2 separate regions of the Homo sapiens genome follow, and region 1 is linked to region 2. Evidence: read pairs that join two places in POLR2A ChIA-PET (ENCODE). Cell type or tissue: Panc1. All regions are shown on one strand. Links, peaks and the distances in the headings refer to the core of each region. The heading gives the core; the rest is flanking DNA.

Region 1 (5,377 bases), core at 216-5,215, 88 kb before region 2:
GGCTCACTGCAACCTCCACCTCCCAAGTTCAAGCGATTCTCCTGCCTCAGCCTCCCGAGTAGCTGGGATTACAGGCACACACCACCTCGCCTGGCTAATTTTTGTATTTTCAGTAGAGATGGGGTTTCACCATGTTGGCCAGGCTGGTCTCGAACTCCTGACCTCAGGTGATCCACCGGTCTCAGCCTCCCAAAGTGCTGGGATTACAGGCGTAAGCCACCGCGCCCAGCCTTCGTGTTTTACATCTATAAAATGGGAATAAGAGCAACTGCTACTTCTCAGGACTGCAGTGAGGTTTACATGAGGCAATGCTGTGTAGGCCCTTTGTGAACACAAACAGCAGGTTTTATTGCTAAGGCCCAGGTTGGGGTGTAAGGAGGAAATCACTACTCCTCAGATTGTTTTCATGTATATACTCCACAAAAGTGAAAATGTGGCAAAAAGGTAAGTACTCACGGCAGAAAGTCAGACACAGGCCAACACTTACATGTCTTGCTCAACCTGCTGGGTTCTCTGCTGATGGATGAAATCAGCCAGTGCAGGGGGGACGTCCAAGTCCTCAGGACGATCCTGTGGGCGTTCCCGCCTTTCCTTAGAGAGAGCTGGGGATCCCAGCAGTGACAAAAACATCATTAGCACATTCATGTCTTTTCTAATTACACAGGGGTAAACTGGTTCCCTTTGTTTTTTGGCTTTTTTTTTTGAGACAGGGTCATGTTCTGTCCCCCAGGCTGAAGTGTGGTGGCACAAGCACAGCTCACTGTAGCCTTGACCTCCTGGGCTCAAGTGATCCTCCCACTTCAGCCTCTGGAATAGCTGAACTGGGCTCCCTTTGAACAAAGGAGGGTGGGCTCCCTTTGAACAAAGAAGAGAGACCTGTACACCCTTCCTGGTTTTTGCATCAAATAAAGTGAGACTCAAACACAGGCAAAGTATGCACTATTTACCTTGAGGGAGAGGTTTCTGAGCATTGGGTTTGATGAAGATTTTAGGAAGAAATGGTGTGTTGGAATTGTCAATCTTCTCTCGAAACTTGAGCTGAGGTCGGATGATATTTTTTGCATGAAGCAGCCGGAAAGTTTCAGATTTTGCTTTTTTGCCATATTCTGCTGCCTATGATCAATGAATACAAATACTTTATAACACAGCAACTTGATGAATTAGAAAAGTAAATTCCAATTTATGACTTCTGAGGAGACAAGAACATCGCAAAGGTCATTCATTCATTTAAGAATGTATGTGCATGTAGAGGTCTCCAGAAAGAGAAGAAGAGGGTGTAATTAGTTTGTGTATGTTTATGAGAACAAACTAAAGGAGACAGTGGCCAGTTCTCTAATAAATTAGAACAGAAATGCATGTTAGAATGAGCAAAATCTCTGTTATGAAGCTGACATCAAGAGCTCTAGTTAATCTGAAAAGCCCTCACCTTACGGTTCCAGCTGGACACTACCGTTTTGGGGACCTGCAAGCCGGCAGGGAGGACAGGCTGTTGATTCTTGTTTACACCTGAGGCTTCATCCAGTAAAATACCCTAAGAGTAGAAGAGGTACTGGTTAAGCATTTTTCCTTTTGAGGTTAGCAGAGTTAACTACCTAACATTTTATTTATTTAACATGGAGTATCACTCTGTCACCCAGGCTGGAGTGCAGTGGCGCAATCTTGCCTCACTGCAACTCTTTACAGTTCTGAATTGGGCTCACTGCAACCTCTGCCTCCAGGGTTCAAGCGATTCTCCTGCCTCAGCCTCCCGAGTAGCTGGGATTACAGGTGTGCACCACCATACCTGGCTAATTTTTTATTTTTAGTAGAGATGGGGTTTCACCCGGTTGGCCAGGCTGGTCTCGAACTCCTGACCTCAAGTGATCCGCCCACCTGAGCCTCCCAAAATGCTGGGATTATAGGCGTGAGCCACCGTGCCCCACCTAATTACCTAACATTTTAAAGAGATTGGTATTCAGAGACATTTGTGTAAGAAAATATACATATATAAGAACAGATCAATGTATGTATCAAAACATCAAGTTGTATGTAATAAATATATAGATGGTCCCCAATGTATGACAGTTTGACTTGTAAGTTTTTGAGTTTACAATGATGTGAAAGTGATTTGCATTTAGTAGAATCCATATTTCAAGTACACTTACCACCTGTTTTTCTTTTTTCTTTTTTGAGACAGAGTCTTGCTCTGTTGCCAGGCTGAAGTGTAATGGCGTGATCTCAGCTAATTGCAACCTGCCTCCCGGGTTCAAGCGATTCTCCTGCCTCAGCCTCCCAAGTAATTGGGACTACAGGCATGCACCACCACGCCCAGCTAATTTTTGTATTTTTAGTAGAGACAGGGTTTCACCAGGTTGGCCAGGATGGTCTCGATCTCTTGACCTTGTGAGCTGCCTGCCTCGACCTCCCAAAGTGCTAGGATTACAGGCGTAAGCCACTGTGCCTGGCCCTGTTTTTCTTTTTTTTTTTTTTGAGAGGGAGTCTCACTCTGTTGCCCAGGCTGGAGTGCAGTGGTCCAATCTCAGCTTGCTGCAGTCTTCGCCTCCTGGGTTCAAGCAATTCTCATGCCTCAGCCTCCCGAGTATCTGGGACTACAGGTGCACGCCACCACGCCCAGCTAATTTTTGTATTTTTTAGTAGAGATGGGGTTTCACTATGTTGACCAAGCTGGTCTTGAACTCTTGACCTCAAGTGATCCACCTGCCTTGGCCTCCCAAAATGCTAGGATTACAGGCATGAGCTACTGTGCCCGGCCACAACCTGTTTTTCACTTTCAGAAGTGTATTCAATGCTACTTGAATTACATGAGATGAATATTCAACACTGTATTATAAAAATAGGCTTTGTGTAAGATTTTGCCCAACTGTAGACTAATGGAAGTTTTCTGAGCACATTTAAAGCAGGTTCAGTTAAGCTATTTGGTAAGTGAGGTGTATTAAATGCATTTTTGACTTATAATATAGGTTTATTGAGACATAACCATGTAAATGATCGCCTATACAATTTTTGTCAATAAAAAAATAAAAATTTTACAAAGTTGATCAATAAAGGTCATTAGTATGTCATGCCAAGTAATTAATGCATTATTTGCTCAAAGGCAGGTAGGACAGTAATTACCCATGCCCAATACTCGATTGACTCTTTAAAGCTCTGAATTGGGCTGAAAATTCTAATATGATTTAACAGTGTAATGTGGCCACTAAAATAACTAAGAAGTCCCTGGACTGCATACATTAAATATAGAAGTACACTATTTAGAATGAAACTGCAGGGAGTCCTCATCTATTTTGCACTTTAAAGCAGACGTGAAATATCAGCTTGGGCACTACTAACAGAGGCACAACCAGGTGACACATAGGATTATGGCAGGACTTGAAATCACAATATACCAGAAACTGCTGAAAGATTTGTAGGCATTTAGACTAGGGAAGAGATGACTTCATGGGACAGGAGGGCATGATTTAAATATTTTCAGGACTGTCAGATGGTTGAAGTCAGATTTGTTTTCCATGATCTCTATGTATTTCTGTGGAAATAACGTTCTGCCATAGAATTAGGCATAAATAGATAGTAAGCAAGACAGAATAATACACATCTCCTTCCAATCCTGTGAGCTGGAGGGGGTTCAGTAGATTTTGAGTAACGGTACAAATAAACTAAATTTTGGTTGGGTGATATAAATGCCTCTTCTTTTGCAACACAAATAGAATTTGCAAATCTTGTCAGGCACAGTGGCTCATGCCTATAATCCTAGTGACTAAGGAGGCTGAGGTGGGGGGGGATTGTTTGAGGCCAGGATTGTTTGAGGAGTTCAAGACCAGCCTGGGCAACACAGCAAGACATTGTCTCTATAAAATAAAAAAAAATTCAGCCAGACGTGGTGGTGCACACCTGCAGTCCCAGCTACTTGGGAGGCTGTGGTGGGAGGATCGCTTGAGCCCAGGAGTTCAAGGTTGCAGTGAGTTATGGTTGCACCACTGCACTCCAGCCTGGGTGACAGAGCAAGACTTCAGTATCCAAAAAAATAAAAACAGAATTTGCAGATCTGGAAGACAGATTCAGAATAAGGCACTTTATTTATTTATTAATTTTAAATAAAGACAAGGTCTCACTATGTTGCCCAGGCTGGTTCTGGAACTCCTGAGCTCAAGCAATCCTCTTACCTCGGCCTCCTACAGTGCTAGGATTACAGGAGTGAGCCACTGACCCTGGCCAGAATAAGGCACTTTAACTTTTTTTTTTTTTTTTGAGATGGCGTCTCACTCTTGATGCCCAGGCTGGAGTGCAATGGTGCAATCTTGGCTCACTGCAACCTCTGCCTCACGAGTTCAAGCGATTCTCCTGCCTCAGCCTCCTGAGTAGCTGGGATTACAAGTGCCCACCACAACACTCAGCTAATTTTTTATATTTTTAGTAGAGACAGTGTTTTACCATGTCCGCCAGGCTGCTCCTGAACCCCTGACCTCAGGTAGGTGGATCCACCCACCTCGGCCTCCCAAAGTGCTGGGATTATAGGCGTGAACCACCATGCCAGGCCACCTTTTTTTTTTTTTTTTTGAGACAGAGTCTCACTGTCATCCAGGCTGGAGTGCAGTGGCATGATCGCGGCTCACTGCAACCTTGGCCTCCCGGGTTCAAGCGATTCTCCTGCCTCAGCCTCCTGAATAGCTGGAATGACAGGTGTGTGCCACCATGGCCTGGCTAGTTTTTATATTTTAGTAGAGACGGGGTTTCACCATGTTGGCCAGACTGGTCTTGAACTCCTGACCTCAGGTGATCACCCGCCTTGGCCTCCCAAAGTTCTGGGATTGTAGGTGTGAGCCACCACACCTGGCTGGAATAAGGCACTTTAAAAACAGGCTTTCAGGCTCAGTGAGGTGGCTCACGCCTGTAATCCCAGCACTTTGGGAGGCCAAGACAGGCAGATCACTTGAAGTCAGGAGTTTGAGACCAGCTTGGCTAATATGACAAAACGATGTCTCTACTAAAAATACAAAAATTAGCCAGGAATAGTGGTGGGTGCCTGTAATCCCAGCTACTCCGGAGGCTGAGGTAGGAGAATCGCTTGAACCTGGGAGGTGGAGGTTGCAGTGAACCAACATCGCCCCACTGCACTCCAGCCTGGGCAACCAAGCAAGACTCCGTCTCAAAAAAAAAAAAAAAAAAGAAGCTTCCATGGGGCAGTAATATTTTTAAGACAACTGTAATTATTTTTTAGAAAAAATATACCAACTATTAGAAGGGAATGTTATTATAAGAAATGTTAAGCTTATTTCCTTTTCATTTTCTAAGGTGCCTGGGTTGCTCTGTCTATCCGTATATTTTAATAATACAAAGCTCTTTGTTAGTTACCATAAGAGTAAGGGAAGGCCGGGTGTGG
Region 2 (5,377 bases), core at 136-5,135:
GTAATATAATCACCTTTCCAAGATACTTTTACCTGCGCATATTCTGCATAAATGCATATTTTATACATACTGGTGATGAAAGTATAGATACAATTTTGTATGCTGCCTTTTCACTAACACAGGTATTTTCCACTCCATTCAGTCTTCATAATTGCTTTTACTGGCTGCATACCCGTTTCCTCCCACTGATAGATCCCATGGCTGGTTAGCAGCAGCACTTGTTAGATACCAGGCCACCAGGAGTGCTGCTGATGGCTCCCATTCAGCACTCTCTATGCTAAGTGAACTGTCCTGCAGAAGTTTACAAAGTCAGCTCTGGGAATCCTAGTGCCCAGCCTCGGAGAGGAATACTGCCCAGCGATGAGCTGGCAAGCTGGCCCATTTGACTCACCGTCTCCAGGCATCTCCTGGTTGGATATAGGGCCCAGGTACCTTAGCACAACCCAGAATAAGGCAGAGAGAGGTGCACAACCCCAGAATGTCAAAGCACACGACTTTTGCTGGCCAGGTTTGCAACTGAGGAGCCTGTCAGAGGCGTGTTGTAAAAATGATGAATGGCTGTCACATTTCCAAGGCTCTGGCTGATTTAGGGAGCTATTGGCAGGCACACCGCTCCCAGCATGTCAGCCAGTTAATTACTTCCAACTTTATCTTACTTGTCAACACTTCTTGACAAATTGGCCATTATCTTTTTATTCTACAACAATGAGCACTGCTCCTTTTCTTGTGATGCCTGCAGGTTCTTCTCCCCCTTTCTGCTTCTTCACATCCAGAGAGAAACAAAGAGCTCTGAGAGAGACTACTAGAAAGAAGCAGCAGTCAGGAAAAGGATGGGGAAAAGGAGCAAAAGGGGTGGGCTGATAGAGTGACTCCAAAGCTAATGTTCATCTCTCTTGACTCAAAACTGAGGTGATATTTTGGGTAAAGTCCTGATTTCTTGGCTTCTGAATGTCCAAGAACTCTGACTCAGTCCATTATGTGGATAAAGTTGGGAAACAAAACTTAAACAAGCTGGCACCTAGTGATCTGGCAGCTTGTAACTCTTCACATTTAATTGTAGAAGCAGATGTGAGCTGGTCTTCCACTCTATTAAGGAGTTGGGCCACAGTGTAGGAATAATGATGCCCATTCTGGGTTCAGGGAAAAGAAAAAACCATGCCCACCTTCTTGGTAATGGATGCCTCATGGAAGAGAACTGTGGCACTCTATAACTGGATTACCAGGATTCACAGCCAGTGAAAAGTCCAGAAATGTTTGGAGAGACCAGTGGTGCCCCTACTGATATCATCACTGCATGAACAGTCAGAGGTGGCCATGAGGCAGAGCCCAGCACCTACTAGATTTCATCAGTTCTAAGACACACATTTTTTTCACACCTTAACATCTCTGAAATTGGGATGCAGCATACAATTCAAGGTTTCAGAGCACTGGGACACAGTGTAACTGCTAGCACTTTCTTTCCCTCCCCCAGTGTTATATAAAAATCAGAAGCAGTTTCTCTAAGTCAGCATAAGAGCAGTCCCATTAAATCTCCAGGTAGTCTGAAGGATAAGCTAGCTTTTGTAGAAGAGTTTAGGGATACCACTGAAATACAGCAAGTTTCTCCCCTTAGAAGGGTCTTGTTTTGTAACAATAGCCCCTCTGTCCTTTTGGCCAGCTTTAGGAGAAACCCCAGAACTCTCCTCTTCTTACAATTCCTCGCTGATGGCGAGGTTTCTCCACTGAAGAGCCTTCCCTGGGGTTCATAAGACGCTCTGCAAGAGCAAGCTGTTACAGTGACCCTGGGGGAAGTCTTGACAGCAGCTAGAAGTAAATGCATGCTCTACTGATAACTGGTGAGAGATGTGGCCTCTTGGGCTGAATCTAAAAGTGCATTTGAAAAAAAAAATGGGGCTACAGCAAAGATACAAACTGCTTCTGCTTTTGCTCTTTTCTCCTACTCTTTGCAGCATGGAGCTTTTCTACAAAGGACACAGATTCTTACAGGCACACTGGCCCTTCTGAAGTCAGCACGAACATAGAAGTTTGGAATGTGGTTTTTTGTTTGTTTTGAGATAGTGTCTTGTTCTGTTGCCCACGCTGGAGTGCAGTGGTGCAATCATAGCTCACTGCAGCCTCAAACTCCTGGACTCAAGTGATCCTCCTGCCTTGGCCTCCTGAGTAGCTGAGACCACAAGCGCATGCCATCATGCCCCACTAAACTTTTTACAGAGACAAGGTCTTGCTATGTTACCCAGGCTGGTCTTGAACTCCTGGCTTCAAGCAATCCTCCTGTCTTGGCCTCCCAAAGTGCTGGGATTATAGGAGTGAGCCACTGCACCCAGCCTGGAATGTGTTTTGCTGTGAGCAAAACCTCACCTCTGTGGACTGACTGCTTTTTCTTCCAGCAGAGGTACAGAAAAAGAAAAGGACCGCATATCTTTTCTGGAAGCCAGGAAACAACTGTAAAAGCAGGAATCATACTTTCAAGCAGCACAATATTGGCACCCTGGAAACATGTGTTTAGAATTAAGACAAAGAGTGGGTTTTGTTTGCCCATTTAGCCCCTTGCCTGCAGACTGTAAAACCCAGTCACCCTTGCCATTAATTGGTTGCTCAGGCATAACTGGCACAAATCCTCTAACATTCTTAAAGAATGACCAGGCCTGTTTTCCAGTTTGTGGTGCCTAAGTCAGGGTGGAGATGTCTAACCCAAAGAGAAGCTCTGTAGTTCAGAGAACAGCTTGGTGGGGTGGACATGTGATCTTGTCCTGCAACCCCTGACAAGGTCTTATCTCTAGCTAAGGGTGATTTACTGAAATTGCAATATAATGGACATTTGATTTCCCTTTGGGGACAGATGAGCTTTGTTAGGTTACTGGGGATAAAATATGGGGACTACAGCTGCCCAGAAATAAGGCAGGTTTTTTTTTTTTTTTTGACGGAGTCTTGCTCTGTCGCCAGGCTGGAGTGCAGCGGTGCGATCTCGGCTCACTGCAACCTCTACCTCCCGAGTTCAAGCAATTCTCTGGCCTCAGCCTCCCAAGTAGCTGGGACTACAGGAGTGTGCCACCACATCCAGCTAATTTTTGTATTTTTAATAGAGACGGGGTTTCACCACATTGGCCAGGATGGTCTTGATATCTTGACTTTGTAATCTGCCCGTCTTGGCCTCCCAAAGTGCTGGGATTACAGGCATGAGCCACCTTGCCCGCCCGAAATAAGGCAGTTTTTATGGGGACATGTTACTTTCTTCATTTTGTCAACATTAGCTGTTGCATGCAGCCCCTAGGGCCAGTGCAGGTTGAAGTAATCAGACATGTCATTTACACTGGCTTCTGGAATAAACAGGAGAGGGAGAAAACCTGATCTCAGATACTCTGTGGTCCTCTTGCTGATCATCTTCCTAAGTAAAAAAAAAAGTGATGAGACACAGCCTGGTGATGTCTAGGAATATGTATGCAATATATTATACAATAAGGAAGCTACCTCAAGTTATTGATTTAAAAAATGGGGTCAAAGCCGGATGTAGTGGTGGGCACCTGTAATTCCAGCTACTCGGGAGGCTGAGGCAAGAGAACTGCTTGAATCCAGGAGGCGGAGGTTGCACTGAGCTGAGACCCCACCACTACACTCAAGCCTGGGCGACAGAGCCAGACTCCATCTCAAAATAAATAAACAAATAAAATAAAAATTAAAAAGAGGGTTGAAACAAAGGATCTCAACTCTCCCAGTTTTCACTTTCTTTGATTCTATGACTAAGACCTGAAGAAGGAAAACTGACCCCATGCAGGACAGAATGTGATGCCCTACAGCGAAGACCTCACCACAGTAAAACACTGGAAACGTCCATGGAGAGAGACTGTAAGTCTCCATAATAGATATTTAGGGGGAAGAGAACCTTCTCTTTGAAATTCATTATTTCATTTGACAAGTTCTAATTTAGTATGCATTTTGTCTTAGGCTTTATGCTAAGTGCTAGATGCTAGAGGTACTGTGGAAAATAAGAGAAACATGTTCTTTGCTTTCGCAGAGCTTACAGGTTAGAGAAGTAGATACACAAAAAAGTACAAACCGAGGCCAGGTGCAGTGGCTCACACCTGTAATCCCAGCACTTTGGGAGGCCAAGGCAGGCGGATCACCTGAGGTCAGGAGTTCGAGACCAGCCTGACCGACATGGAGAAACCCCCTCTCTACTAAAAATACAAAATTAGCAAGGCATGGCAGTGCATGACTGTAATCCCAGCTACTCAGGAGGCTGAGGCAAGAGAATTGCTTGAACCTGGGAGGCGGAGGTTGCAGTGAGCTGAGATTGCGCCACTGCGCTCCAGCCTGGGCAATAAGAGCGAAACTCCATCTTAAAAAAAAAAAAAAAAGTACAAACTGAAATAAGTGCTTTTGTGGCAAATACCATGAAGAGAACAGAGTGCTTAGAGAAAAACATGGGGATTTATGGGGATTTATGTTAGACTAGAGTAGTCAGCAAATACTTTTATGACGAGACAACAATTGTGTACTAAATAATACAATACTACTACTTGGTACAATACTACTACTTGATATTTGCTAGACGTTGACTATGTGTCAGATACTAGTTCAAGTGTTTTATGTGCATTATCTATTTTTACACAAACATCCTAATTCAAGTATACATAAATATAGGAGAATATAACACCTAAGTGTACAGTTTGATGAATTATCATAAAGTGAAGACATCTTTGTAATTACCACCCAGACCAGAAACAGAACACAACCAGCTGCCAGCAGCTCAGAGGCACTGAGCCCCCTCCCAATCACTGCTCCCCTCTGTGTCCCCAGAGGTCTGTAAACCCTACTCTGACTTCTAACACAATGGGGTTGTTTGCTCAGTTTTTGAGCTTAATTATATAAACATTCAACACTATGTTTGTGACATGCACCCAGGCTGCTGCACGTCGCAACAGCTTTTCCTTTCTATTGCTGAACAGTATTTCACGGTGTGAATATACCACCATTTACCTATCTTACTGCAGATGAACACTTGGATTGTTTTCAGTGTTTGGCTATTACGAGGGGTAGTACGCGGACACTCTTGTCCATGTCTTCTGGAGCATGTGTGCTTGCACTTCTGCTGGAAAATATCTATAGCAGAATTGTTGAGTTACATATAAGGATATGTTTAGCTTTATAAGATACTGACAGATTGTTTTCCAAAGTGGCTTTACCAATTTACATTTCTACCAATAGGACATGAAAAGCCCAATTGCTTCACAATCTCTGTCAACATTTGCTATTTTCAGCCTTTTCCATTTCAGCCCTTCTGGTTGGTGTGCAGTGGCATTTTATTATGATTTAAATTTTTATTTCCATAATGACTAATGAGATGGGATAGCTTTTCATGTATTTATAAGCCTTTTGG

The links. Peaks named below come from ENCODE experiments on the same cell type or tissue, not always from the same donor. Only the 100,000 strongest peaks of a DNase experiment are listed, where the experiment ranks them.
Region 1: POLR2A ChIA-PET joins it to region 2 with 5 read pairs; 9 of 35 experiments call an interaction of 5 or more read pairs at or near these places.

Annotation. Positions count from the first base shown.
Region 1 is chr1:11,090,067-11,095,443 of GRCh38, forward strand. It overlaps EXOSC10 (exosome component 10), which reads right to left. Exons shown (of 25, transcript NM_001001998.3): 4 at 1,427-1,531; 5 at 948-1,113; 6 at 488-602. Among named protein-coding and RNA genes, the nearest start is that of EXOSC10-AS1, 6.9 kb to the right of the region's middle. RefSeq lists a silencer at 2,227-2,407. In Panc1, for the core only: no CTCF peak of the experiment used is centred there; no DNase peak of the experiment used is centred there.
Region 2 is chr1:11,177,879-11,183,255 of GRCh38, forward strand. All of the region lies in intron 28 of MTOR (mechanistic target of rapamycin kinase), which reads right to left. Among named protein-coding and RNA genes, the nearest start is that of ANGPTL7, 8.8 kb to the right of the region's middle. RefSeq lists an enhancer at 1-508. In Panc1, for the core only: no CTCF peak of the experiment used is centred there; no DNase peak of the experiment used is centred there; H3K27ac peaks cover 5,000 bases.